2 separate regions of the Mus musculus genome follow, and region 2 is linked to region 1. The links are chromatin contacts, found by Hi-C or POLR2A ChIA-PET in ENCODE. All regions are on one chromosome and are shown on one strand. Each heading gives the region's core, a stretch centred on a gene start or an enhancer-like site at or near the end of the contact. The rest is flanking DNA. Distances are from core to core; before and after follow the strand shown. Region 1 holds the start of Baz2a (bromodomain adjacent to zinc finger domain, 2A). Region 2 holds the start of Ptges3 (prostaglandin E synthase 3).

Region 1 (6,426 bases), core at 74-2,573:
ACAGTCCTAAAGTATTAATATAGTTCTAACCTTCCTCCATATTTCTCCGGTCGGCCCTGTCCTCGCCTCCTCCCTCTCTCCACCCAATGAAAGCCCCGCCCTTCCCTCCTCCCTCCCACCCCAGTCTGTCATACAGGGACATCACCCTACAGCAGTTCAGGCTGTGTCGTTCGCAGGAAGCATACATTGGCTTTTTTGGGGTTTGCGAGTTCCCAGCCCATAGTTGGACAGGATCCAACAGTAGCCTTCAATTGAAGCAAGACCCAAGGACAGTGAGAATCTGGGTCCTAATCCTGAGTCCTGCCAGCCTGACATGGGTAAGTATGATAGCTGCCCCTGGGAAAGGCCTGAGGGATGCCCAGCTCCCTCTCTGGCTGACTCAGCAGGGGTGGGGCCTAACCTTTGCTCTTTTGGGGGAGTGAAGGAAGAGAAACGGACTGTGGGGGGGACACGGGGCTTAGCTGGTGAGCTGCTGAGCATTGGCAAGCTCCAGCTCTAAGGAAGAGCCTGGGGTTGTATCTTAGGTTAGGGCTTCCTTCCTCACCCTAGAACCCCCCGCTCCAATTTAAGTGCAGAGATTCAAGTAGTATTTTACTGTATTCATTACTAGTTCAGTCTTGGTCTTGTAAGAGATGCTTCCCCTCCCCCTAGTTTCTCTCGGTGTTTCTTCCTCCCCCCTTTAACCCACCACCGGGTCGGGGCTGCACTGAGCAGCTGCTTCCTGTTGCCCCAGAGGTTGCTGCAAGGGTGGTGGTGGTGGCTGGGGCCAAACCGAGCAATGAATAAAGTCGATTCTTAGCCCTGCATCAGCCTCACGACCCTGTTACGGATGGCCTCCACCATTGACAGGACAGAGAGCGTTTTGCCTCTGTGGTTTCCTGATTCCAGATTTGTACAGCTGTAGTACGGATAGGGCCGGGAGAAGCCTGTTTACCTAGCAGGGCGCTGTGCGTGACCCCGACATGCTCTCGGCCTTGAGTTCCCTCTCCTGCTCTCCTAGGCCTCCTTGAATCTTTGTGGCTCCCACTGTCTCTCCAGCCTCCTTTGTGAATAAGTCTTAGCTGGGCGCCCCGTGCCGGCAAAAAGAGCTCTTCAAGTACTCCAGTTCAGACCCACCGCTGTCCCCAACTACGCCGCAGAAGTTTCTGTCTTTTCCTGCATCTGGGATCCTTCCTGGTTCTGGCCCCTAGGAGACGCCACCCGCCGTCCCCTCCCCCAGCGGAGCCTTCGCGACAGCCGTCCCTGAGCGCTCGTCCTCACCCGGGTGGCTCCTGCCCCTTTAAGCGCCGCCCCCCCCCCCTCCGCCGCCGGCCTCGGGCTGGGGGAGGAGGCGCCGCCGCCCGGCTCGGCCACCTGCGCCGCCGCCGCCGCCCGGCCCGGCCCTGCTTCAGGTGAGGCCCGGCATCCGCCTCCAGGCCCGGGGTCCAGGGCAGGGCGTCCCCGCAGCCGCTTCCTCCCCTGGGATCCAAGCTCTGACCTTCCCTGCGCCCGCTGCCCTTGCTCTCTCCCCCGCCCTGCCTCCTCGCCCGTTCCTCCCCTGTCCTCTGCGCCCGGGATCCGGAGGCTTCTCACGCCTCTCCGCCATCCTCTCCCGGGAACCCCTCCTATTCCGGCCCTGGATCTCCCCTCCCCCGCGCCTCCCTCGCCAGAAAGCTCTCCCGCGGTCTGGGTTTCGCCTCCTCTTCTCTGGAACTAGCGCTTTCCCACGCCATCCTAACCCCGGAGGGGGGGGGAGATAACCGCCACCCCAACCCCTCTCCTGGTAGTGCGGGGGGCGGGGGGTACGACGCACGTTACGGGCGCTGTCCGCCCTGCTCCGCTCACCCTTCAAGTTCAGCTAAGTCTCACCTAAAGCTTTTCTTGCCGAGTTTGGGGTCGGACCCGAGCACCGCCCCCTGATCTCGGTGGGAAGGGCGCTCGGCCCCGCTGGAGCTGGCCCCTCCCCCTAGTCCGGGCGCCGGGGGCAGCGGCGCTGCGGGAACCTTGTGATACTCCGCTTCAGCGGCTGTTGCGGCAGAACAAGACTGGGGCTAAGTCTCTAAGGGATTGGGGGTGCTGGGTAAGGCAAAGGAAGCCCAACCTTCTCTATTTCAGGTTACTCCAGAAAACAAAACAAACAAAAACCCCGAGATGTCACTGTCTTATATGCCTATCATATGCCCAGCTGTCCGTTGGGGAATTTGGAGACTAAATCCGAGGGGCGCAGACCCACTTGGAGAAGGGGAGGGGTTACAATCTTTTTGGCATATTATGAGAGAACCTAACCTTACCAAAATACGGTGAGATTGTCTCCTCCGAACCTGAGTGCCGAAAAGGAACCAATGGGAATTGCTACAGGGCCAAGAGCTGTGGCTAAGGCAAGATCGGTTCAGTCATGGAGTGGGAGGTCTTTATAATTACCCTACCTTCAATAGGAAATACTCTTTCCATCCAGCTGAGCCCCGAGCTCCTTCTCTAGTGCCCCTGCCTCCAGAATTAGTAGAATGGGTGTCAGGGTTTGTCTTATACTACTCTGAGTCACAACTAAAGGTGCTGGGAAGGGCGCAGTGTGTGTGTCCTGTAGTGCTTAAGGTTGGATGCTTGGAGTGTCTTGAAGAGGAAAGGGAAGGTACAGCTAGGATGCATACCACCATCTCATAGCCCCAGCCATCTGGCTCCAGAGTGGCTGGCACAATGACAGCTGACCCAGAGACAGGGAGGTACAGCAGGAACTTGGAGGGTGAGAAGGCGGTGGCAGGTGTTTATCGCCACTTCACGTCTCATCATCCTCTGGCTTGTTTTGTGGGAGGTTCAGTCTGTTCCCCAGACACTCTTCTCACAGGTTGCTAATAAAATGACCGTTGGCCCCTTTCTCTTTGGAGTAGCTTCTTGAAGGGAGGCTTGTTGGCTAACCAGCCACATTGTTATGGGGATTGACAAATGTTTGGGGACACATGGGATCAAGTCCGCTTTTTTGCGTTCAGATTTGGCATGGGGGTGGGGGGCAGGTCACAAGTGTTGTATGTTAAGGCACCCGGCAAAAAGTAAAAAGCTTTGGGGCGTATTCCCTGCCCACCTTTATCCTTCAGAGAGTAGGGAAGATCGCAGCCTAGGTGGGATAAAGCGATAGGAGCCCTTCTGTACCAGATGAAAAAACGTATTATGCCCTGTTTTTCCTCTTCTAATATCTGGTGGTCTTCTATCTTACCTCTTTCTTTACTGGCTCAGGGCAGGGTTTGGGCCTAAAAGTAGCCGAGGTTACTAGGCCTGGGGCTCGGAAGGGGTGGGAACAGTGGGGCACAGGAGTAACCGGCTCTTCCGGAGCCAGCGGTGGGTGTGTGTGGGTGTGTGGTGATGAAGCGAAGGGGCGTGGTCACGGACGTCTGACTGGCGCAGGCTCCTCCTCTGCGTGCCCTGTCTCAAACTGGTTAGCCCCGGGTGGGAAGTAGGAAGAGTCATCTGCCCTGGAAAAAGGAGAGGACAGAAAGATACCAGCTTTCCTCTAAATCTGTCTCTTCCCTCTCCTGCCCTTAGGTGCCAGTTCCAACCTAAGCTTTTTTTTTTTTTCTTGGTGGTGGTGGGGTTACACATTTTTGTTTGTTTGTTTTTTGAGACAGGGTTTTTCTGTATAGTCCTGGCTGTCCTGGAACTCAGAAATCCACCTGCCTTCCCCTCCCAAGTGCTGGGATTTAAAGGCGTGCGCCACCACACCCGGCCACACTTTTTTTTTGGCCTAAGTTTACTTCTCCTTTCTCCAGGGCGTGGAGGTTAGTGGGCTTTTGGAAAGATAAGGTGTATCCCCCCAGGCGACCTTTGTCCTTTTGTGTTTTTTCCAGACAAAGTCTCACAATGAAGTCCTGACTAGTCTGGAACTGGATTTGTAGACCGAGCTGGCCTTGAGCTCACAGGGCGATCCTCTCCTCTATGCCTCTTCAGTGTAGGAATGAATTACAGGCGTAGGTTGCCGTGACTGACTTTATAAACTCATTTTGACAGGGGAGAGAGATTTTGTTCTGTCTCCTCCTTCCCTTAGTAATCTACTTAGCTCTGTTGAGGGAGAGGAACCATGTGCTGAGCCCACATTTTTGGCTTATCTTAAAGAGATCTTCCTTTTGAAACCTATCTGAACTTTTTATAATGATGGGTGGGTAAAGCATCTCCCACACTCAGAATCCCTGTCTGGGGTAAAGACATTGGCGTTAGACTGCGGGTTTGGTTCAATCAGACTCTGTCCACACCCAGATTTCCAAGCTCTTGGGATCCCCCAGAGAAAAATGTATTTGTTGACCCCTCAAAACCAGCCAGAATCTTGTTTCTGTGTGTCGCTCTTTCTAAGTCTTCAGACTTAGCTTTGCGTAGTTTAGGCAATTGTTTACATTCTAAAACTACATTTCATTGATTTGAATGGGAATTATGAAGCCAGAAGTCTTGAATTGGAAGGAAGGGGAATGCAGTTCCCTTCTAGTCATATTTTATTTACTGTGTGACTTTGAACAGGTCGGGGAGCTTCTGTGGGTCTTGAGTTCTTCACCTAGTGAGTGAGAGGTAGGAACTGAAAAGAAAAAGCTGTAACATACGACACTGTTTCCCATCTTGGGTCCCTGCAATAACATTCAGATGAAAGCTAAGCCATAATTCCTGTCTAGACTTCCAGTTCTCCAAAGAACACAGCCATGTAGCCTTGTTGGAAAAGGTTTGGGAGATGGGCGGTGGTGGCGCACACCTTTGATCCCAGTACTTGGGAGGCAGAGGCAGAGGCAGGCGGATTTCTGAGTTCGAGGCGAGTCTATCGAGTGAGTTCCAGGACAAGCCAGGGCTACACAGAGAAACCCTGTCTTGAAAAACCAAAAAAGAAAAAGAAAAGGTATGGGAACAGAAAAATATTTGGGTCAGTTTTTTGGTTATCTTACTGCTTATCTTCTACCCTTTGGCCACATTTAGGCTAGATTCAGATCTTGACTGTGTGGAGCCAGAGCCAAGTCTCCTTTCCCCATGTGCAGGATTCTCTCCAACGACCAAGGTCCTGCAGATGACACCAGGAAAGCAGTGATCCAGGCAGGACCAGGTTGTCCCTACAGGACATAGGTGAGTATACTGCTTCCTTTTCATCCCTGTAAAATCGCTCCCTATGTATCAACTTCCACTTTTTCATCACCACCCTGCTGAGGAAATAAACAGCCCCGAAATGGTCCTAGAAATGGGTTCTAGCCGTTATGGTTAATCCTGGGATATGGCTCACCTTTCAATTTGACCTGCGTGAAGCAAGACTCCAACCCTCAAAGAGATGCTGGTGAAGCAGGGAACTGCTGGGAGGGATTCTGGGCGCTAGGACCCAGATTCGGATCGGGGCCGGGCACTAGGACCCGGCGGCCGCGGCGGTGGAGGGCGGTGCTGCCGGCCCCGTTTCCCCGCCCCCTCCGTTTACTCCTCCCCCGCCGGCCATGTTGGCTCAGCTCAGGCCCCGCGGTTGAACCGCGACCCCCTTCCCCCTCCCAGACCCCGCACCCTGCACCCCTCTCCCGCGGGAGTCTCCTCCCTCCTGGCGCCCGGAGCCTGGCCATGTGAACCGCCCGTCCCCCGGGGAGAAGCGAGCCCCGACCGGGCTGGACGCGGTCGCCTCAGGTTTGTTGGGTGTGCGGCCGGGGGCCGAGGGTCGGGCGCCCGGTGTCCGCGGGAGTTCCTCAGGCAGCTGGCGCCTCAGGTGACCGGGACTTCTCCCCGCTGGGACGCCGCCGGAGCTGTTGGGAGACCCCGGCCGGGCGCGGGTGGCGGCTGACGAGGCCCCCTGAGGTGGCGGTGCGGTCGGGCTCGGCTGGGGTGGAGACCCATCCAGTGGCGGCGGAATCCCCGGGAGGGCTCCACCTCCTGGGGCGGCGGGGTCGCGGGCGTGCAGGGGATGGACGCGGGGCTTCCCACGGTGGGCTACACCTGAGGCTCGTGCGGATGGGGGTTTCGGCCGCGGTGAGTGGGGGTGACTCCGCGGTGACTCCCCGGAGAGCCTCGGGTTTCTGTTCTCCGGGTCGTGGAGAGGGCCTGGCTGTCGGTCGTGCTGGCCTGGCTTGGGGCCCTGGAGCCCCGGGAGAATCCCTGACTCTAGAGATGGGGGTTGATACAACTCATACTTGGCGTCTGGTTTGAGTAGGGCCGAAAACTGAGGGGAAGAATAAAGAGGGATTCCTTCCCAAGGAAATCCTCTCCAAAGGGGATCCCCGTTTCCGTAGAGAGACGGTGCTCTCGCATCATCCCTTTCTTTCCCGGCGTTCCCGACTTGCACAAGTCAATGCCAATAGCAGGCATCCTTTGTGGAGCTTACAGGAATGAGGGATTTGTATCCTTCGGGGGGAGTGGTGTTGGTGGGGGCGATAGCTTCCACCACCTCCATCTGTACACAAACTGCCCCTCCCCCAGCCTCCCGCAGGAAGTGGCCTGGAAATGGCAGCTGTGCGT
Region 2 (6,603 bases), core at 3,042-5,541, 34 kb before region 1:
GGGTTGGGGAATGGTGGGTTATAAATTGCAGTGTAGTGGAGCTGCATAAGTGTCTCATGAAAGACAATTGTTTCAAAAGAACTTGTGATAAGAGAAGTTCCTGGTATGGAGTCTAAATGTTCTCTTCTAGTGTGTTCCTTTATTTTCAATTCGTCTCATACTTTGTTCCAAATTAATCTTTCTAGAACATTTTTCAAACTTGAATAGCATCTCATTGTCAGAGAAATCAAGTACAATTAGGCTAACATCAATACCACCATTGTTTAGCCTCCTTGACTCTGGTATTGGGGAGAGAACCTAAGAGCCTCACACGTGCCAGGCAAGCACTCTAACTACACACAGCTCTCTATCTCCAGCCTCTTTTGAGAGGGTCTAATAAGTTGCACAGGCTAATTTTTGCTCTTGCTGGTCAGCCCAGGCAGACCCTGAACATGAGATTCTTTGGCCTTAGCCTGTGATTATAGACCTGTACTATCTGGGACACCTACCTTCTTAAATTTTTACTTAGTCTCACATAGCCCAATCTGCCCTCAAAATTCACTGTGTAGCTGAGGATGACCTTGGATGCCTGATCCACCTCCCACATGCCATCAGTTACAGGCAATCCCATGCTCTGCTCCCTTCTTAAGCTTAATGTTAGTAATTCCCCTACATCTTGGGTCCATTTGCAAGCCAGAAGTTAGCTAACTACTGCTTGCAGACCAAATCTAGCTCACCACTCACCGGCCATCAGTTTTTTTTATCCAATATTGAGAGTAATTAGTGCCTCTCTCTCTCTCTCTTTTTTTTTTTTTGGTTTTTCAAGACAGGATTTCTCTGTAGCCCTGGCTGTCCTGGAACTCACTTTGTAGACCAGGCTGGCCTCGAACTCAGAAATTCGCCTGCCTCTGCCTCCCAAGTGCTGGGATTAAAGGCGTGCACCACCACCGCCCGGCGATTTTTGAGTTTTGAGACCAGCCTGGTCTACACAATGAGTTCCAGGACAGCCAGGGCTACATAGAGAACTACTGTTCAAAAAACCAAAAAAAAAAAAAAAAACCAACAACAACAAAAACTAGAATACAACTCAGATGATAGAGTGTTTGCTTGTCATGTACAATTCAATACCTAATACTAAAAATACAATGTATTCCAAGCTGGGGGTGTTTTGCCCAGTTGTAGAATGTTTCGCTAGCATGCACAGGAGCCTTGAAACCAAGGCTGTGCATTTTAGTTCGGCAGAAGGAAGCATTACTAGCTCCTGAGTTCATTTTCCTCCACAAAGGAAGAAGTCTAGATTCAGTGTCAACTGCTTGACATGGGTAATGGAGAATTTAAAAAGAGCACTGACCTCTCAAATGTCAATTGAAGAATGAATATTTTTTATCAATACAAGCCAACCATACCCTCACTGGATATTTGTATTCTAATAGTAGGAAAGTATTTTGTTTTACATAATTAAGCCTGTATAATAAAAACTTTTGTGTTATAGTAAATGACACTGCAGTCTTATTACATGCAACAGTCTCAAAGTAATTCCAAAGTGTTGTTGATATCTTGTGTCGTGAAGGCACTGGCACTGCAAAGTGTACCATGCTGTGGGCATGGGCAAACTCCTCCCAGAAGCAAACTCCTCCTCTCATCACACATTTTTTTTTTTTTTTTTTGGTTTTTTTCGAGACAGGGTTTCTCTGTATAGCCCTGGCTGTCCTGGAGCTCACTTTGTAGACCAGGCTGGCCTCGAACTCAGAAATCCGCCTGCCTCTGCCTCCCGAGTGCTGGGATTAAAGGCGTGCGCCACCACGCCGGGCTCTCATCACACATTTTATTCTGCACTCATTTCCTTTCACTGTTGCCAACATTTTCAAAACCCTTCTTCCAAGGGTTGCCTTGGGTCCTAGAGAATAACCCTAAGACAAGCAGGTCAAAATGGGGATGGGTAAAGGACACAGGAGGCACTGGGCTCAGTCCCTAGCATTACAACAAAGCAAAAAGGTAGGTTGAACTATTTTCTTATGAACTGAAGGCCTTCCATCCTATTTTCATTATTTTACTTGTACTGGTGTTTTGCGTATGTATGTATTATGAATGTATTATGTATGTATGTATGTATGTATGTATGTGCCTTTGCACCACGTTACAGTGAGTCACCATGTGGAAGCTGACAATTGAGCCTGAGTTTCCTGGAAGAGCAGTAAGTGCTGTCAACTTCTACATCATCATTTTTTTTTTTTTTTTTTGAGACAGTATCAATCACTGCATAGCCCTGGATGGCCTGATTTTAACTGTGCTAGGGTTAAGGGCATATGTCATACCTGGCCTTGTTTAAGTTTTGTGTGGGGGTGTTTTGCCTGTGTGTAGTATCTATGCCCAATGCACATGCCTGGTGCCATTGGAGGCCAGAGGTCAGATATCCTGGGACTAATGGAACTGAACCCAGGTCTTATAGAAGAGCAGCCAGTGCTCTAAATTCTGAGCTATTTCTTCATCCCTGATAAAAGTTTCTTAACAAGGCCTGTTCTGTTTCTTCCAGTTAACATGTCCCTCTTTTTTTGTGCTTCTAACACTTTTCAATTTTCCATTATAACAGTGGGTCTTTTTTCTTTTGGGGATGTGTTAGTAGTTGCTGGTGTCATGGTCTAAGCCCAGGGCTTACCCATGCTAAGCAAGTACTCTACCACTGAGCTACATCCTAACCTTTATTGAAATTGAAAATGTTTCTTTTTGGGGGGTGGGGTTGTCTGTTTTGTTTTTGTCTGATTTGGGGGGGGGGTTTGTTTTGTTTTTTGATTTTTGAGACAGGGTTTCTCTGTGTAGCCCTGGCTGCCCTGGAACTCACTTGGTAGACCAGGCTGGTCTCGAACTCAGAATCTGCCTGCCTCTGCCTCCGGAGTGTTGGGATTTAAGGTGTGCACCACCACCGCCCGGCAAGTCTGATTTTTTGAGGCATGTGTCTTTATATATACAAGGCTGGACAAACTCAGAGATCAACCTGCTTCTACCTGCCAACCCACTGTTGGGATTACAGACATGGGCCATGAACCCTAGCTCTTTTCGAATTTTGAGGGAACTGGAGTTAATGGTTCAGCAGTCAGAACACTGGGTGCTCTTAAAGACATAGGTTCTATTCCCAGAACCTACATGGTTCACATGATCTAGTTTCAAAGGATCTCAGGCCCTATTTTTGACCTCTGTGTGGGAATCAGGCACACACACGGTACACATACATAATTGTTGACAGAATACTTACATCACCTCGGGAAAAAATGGAAATTTGAAACAGGGAAGTTGCCCACACTACCAAGTTGTCCCAGCTCCTTCAGCTGAGATTACAAGCCTGTGACACTACACCAGACTAATTTTCATTTCCCTGACAGGTGGTAAAGTTCTTAACATCAGGCAATTGGATCTGGACTATACAGCCAACATCACCAATTAGTCTGCACTGACATCAATATCAAAAGAAAAAAGCCTGTAATACCAGCACATAAGAGACTGAAGCAGGATTACTCTAAAAACCTGATGTCCTAATAGTGGCTCATTGGTCTACCTCTGCCCTAATCCGTCAGTTTTTGATAAGCAGAGATTGTTCTTGGCTACTAACCCCATTTAACCCAGGGCATTGTATACAAAACCAGTCAAAGGATTTTCAAATAGATCCTTAACCACCTCATCTGAACTCACGCAAGGAGACAGCGAATTAATCTAGAAACTTCCCTCCTCGCCTCCCCCAGGGCGCCAATGTCTCCAAGCAGGGGGGAGAGGCGCGCCCCTAAAGGCAAAGAGGCAAAAGCAGCTCCTCCGCTAAAGGAGCCCAGGCGGGATCCGGACAATCAGAAAAACAGCGAGTGGTCCAGGCTTTAAGGACGAAGCCGTTTTTCCACGGATGCAACCGGCGTTGCCGGGCGTGGTGGCTTTGGCACAGGACTGCAATCCCGGACTCGGGCGACTGAACTCGAGGCCAACCTGGGTTTGCGGCAGGCACCCCTGTCTAAGACAAAACAATCCCCACACATCGCCTTGGGGTCTGCTGTATACGCCGCAGCGTCCCACCGCCTTCCAGGGCGGCCCCTACGTCTCTCGGGGAGATCGCCCGCGAGCGTGCTCAGGCGGTTGGCGGCCAACGGCTTGCTAACGCGAGACCGGAGCCCGGGAAGACAGGCGCGAACGGGGCAGCCGGAGGGTCGAGGGGAGGGGCGGGCGCGGGAAGGATCGCGAAGGAGCCGGGAGGCCCCGCCCCTTCCGTAGAGATCTCTAGAAAACCGCGCAGAGCCTGGAAACGGCGATTGCGCACGCGCGGCGGCCGGCCCGGGCATTTTGCTGCGTCACCAGCCGCCGCCCGGCCTCGCCACCCCTCGCGCGCACGCACGCTCCTTCTCCGTCCTCGCGCCCCTTTTCCTACACTTTCCTTCTCTCCCGGGTTGAGGGAGCCGCTCTCCGCGCGGTGCATTCTGGGCATCGAGGCCGAGCCCGCCGCCGCCGTCGCCTAAGAGGAGCGAGGAGAGGCCGCGACCGGGCAGAGACCGCCGGAGTCGCCGCCGGAGAGGAGTCGACTCGCCAGCCGCCGCCAGCGAGGCCCGCCCACCCGTTTGTCTGGCCCTCTGCCCCGTTCACCATGTGAGTGCGACATCCCGCCGACGGAAGGTCGTCCCGGAGCGGAGCGAGGCCGCGCCGGGAGCCCCGGCTGCCGGGAAACGGCCCCTCGCCCTCCCCCCACCCTCGGCCCTTCGCCTTTCTCCCCGCCCGCGCTGGTGGCAGCCCTGCCGTGGGGTGGGAGGGCCTGCATCCTTGTTCCTGTTACCGTTGGAGGACATTTTTCCTCCAGATGTCCGTTTCCCCACCTCCAGATCGACCCCCGGATTCCTCGTGCCAGAAATCCCACTTTTCTTCCCTAGACAGCCTGGCTCTCTCGGAACTCTGGGAACTTAGCCTTAGGCCCTAAACTCGTGTGTGAGCTTTCCGCCATGAGGGCGCCGGGAGCCGTGGAGTCCTGCCGCTCGGTGCTGATGCCCGGACCCGGCAGGACCGGGCTGAGAGCATTTGTGGGTGCCGCCGTAAGCCGGTGCTACCGGTAGGGCACCACGCGGCCCTCGGCGGCAGGCACTGCTAGGCAACTAGAGGGGGCCATGCCGTCACCACAACGAAACTTCCCGTTCCCACATCTCGGGTCTCTTGAAAATGGTGAACGCTAGCAAATGCGGTCACCTCCTTGGCAGCGAGTAATAGTTACTATGGAGCAGGTAGTTCTGCACGTGTCTAGTCACAAGATACTTGTGGACTCTTTTCTTCTCTGTACCTCAATAAACTTTGGGTGGCATTTCGTCATGCTCTTTGTATGCGGAGGTGAAACAGGTATAAAATGACCATCTCACTTGCCTGAAGGTCTTAATTTGTTTATATGGAGGTTACAGATTCTTTTAATCTAAGAATTTTTGCCCTTATTTTTCTAGCCTGGACAACTTTCAAATATGAGAGAATTGAATTACAGTACTTGAGGGTGGTGTGGGTGGCTGCTATGCACAGCACTAAAAGTTACGGATTGTAGTTGAAAAAAAAAGTTTAACGATTGTACAAGTTTAAGTTTTAACTGCTTGCTTGAATGGCTAAAAATCTAAATTGATAGACGATGTCCTAGAGCCAATTAGTGGCTGAGAAACAGGTCCTAGAAGAAGACCATGTAGTACTAGAAAATGTGTAAAGAAATTTGGAGGAGTCCCCCATAAAAACAAAGATATGTAGCAGGTTTTACATTTTAGTGTTTCATTATAGTAATTTTATTCATGTGTGTGCCCTCCCCCCACCCCCTCGTGTTCCTGGAGGTAAGAGGACAGTCTGTGGGGAAACAATTTAAGTTGTCAGGTAGAGAAACGGAGAGCCTTCACTTGCTTAGCCATCTCACCAGCATGGATTTAAATTTTACCTTTGAGATGTTAAGAAAAAGCTCTTGTGTGTGACTGACCTGTATTCTGATGTCATGTTGGCTTCTTAGGACAAGTTTATGTAAAAACTTTTTGATATTTTCCAAACTGTACGGGGAAAATGAATTGCTAGGTAAAACATAATCAATTTAGTAGATAAACATAGCCAAACGAAACATCTTTTCATCCAGAAGTAGCAATTTAGGAGGTAGAGAGACTGCGCAGTGATTAACAGCACTGGCTACCCTTGCTGAGAACCCAAGTTCTATTACCAGAACCAACTGCCTGCTGAGAGCAGAGGTGTTAGTTCTGAATCTGGAGTTAGAGGCAGTTGTGAGCCACCCTGCTTGGGTGCTCTTGTAGAAGCAAGAGCAGTGTGGTGTGGATGTTTTGTCTGTATGTTTGTGTATCATCTGCACTGCTAGAGGCCAGGCCTGAAGAGAATGTTGGATACCCTGGAGCTAGAGGTTTGTGAATCACCATGTGGGTGCTGGGGCTAGAACCCTGGGTCCTCTGGAAGAGCAGCCAGCGCTTTTAACCCTTGAGCCATCTTTCCAACCTTTGTGTGTGTGGGTGCTCTTGTTTGTTTTTGTCTGTTTTGATTTTTAGGTTTTTTTTTTTTTTTTGGTTTTTTGAGACAGGGTTTCTCTGTGTAGACCAGGCTGGCCTTGAACTCAGAAATCCGCCTGCCCCCTGAGTGCTGGGA

Evidence for each region. Hi-C counts contacts between places; a loop is a spot of excess contacts on that map. ChIA-PET counts read pairs that join two places held with the same protein, here RNA polymerase II (POLR2A).
Region 2: a loop to region 1 is called in a map of heart, with 7 times the contacts of the local background. The contact joins the promoter of Ptges3 here to the promoter of Baz2a in region 1. A Hi-C loop is called at or near these places in 4 of 37 maps with a recorded cell type or tissue (T-helper 1 cell, heart and left cerebral cortex). POLR2A ChIA-PET finds 5 or more read pairs at or near these places in 5 of 5 experiments (Patski and embryonic stem cell).

What each region holds. Positions count from the first base shown.
Region 1 is chr10:128,091,460-128,097,885 of GRCm38, forward strand. Baz2a (bromodomain adjacent to zinc finger domain, 2A) reads left to right here and starts at 1,324. Exons shown (of 30, transcript NM_054078.2): 1 at 1,324-1,391; 2 at 4,980-5,064.
Region 2 is chr10:128,054,691-128,061,293 of GRCm38, forward strand. It overlaps Ptges3 (prostaglandin E synthase 3), which reads left to right and starts at 4,292. Exons shown (of 8, transcript NM_019766.4): 1 at 4,292-4,596. The coding sequence starts at 4,595.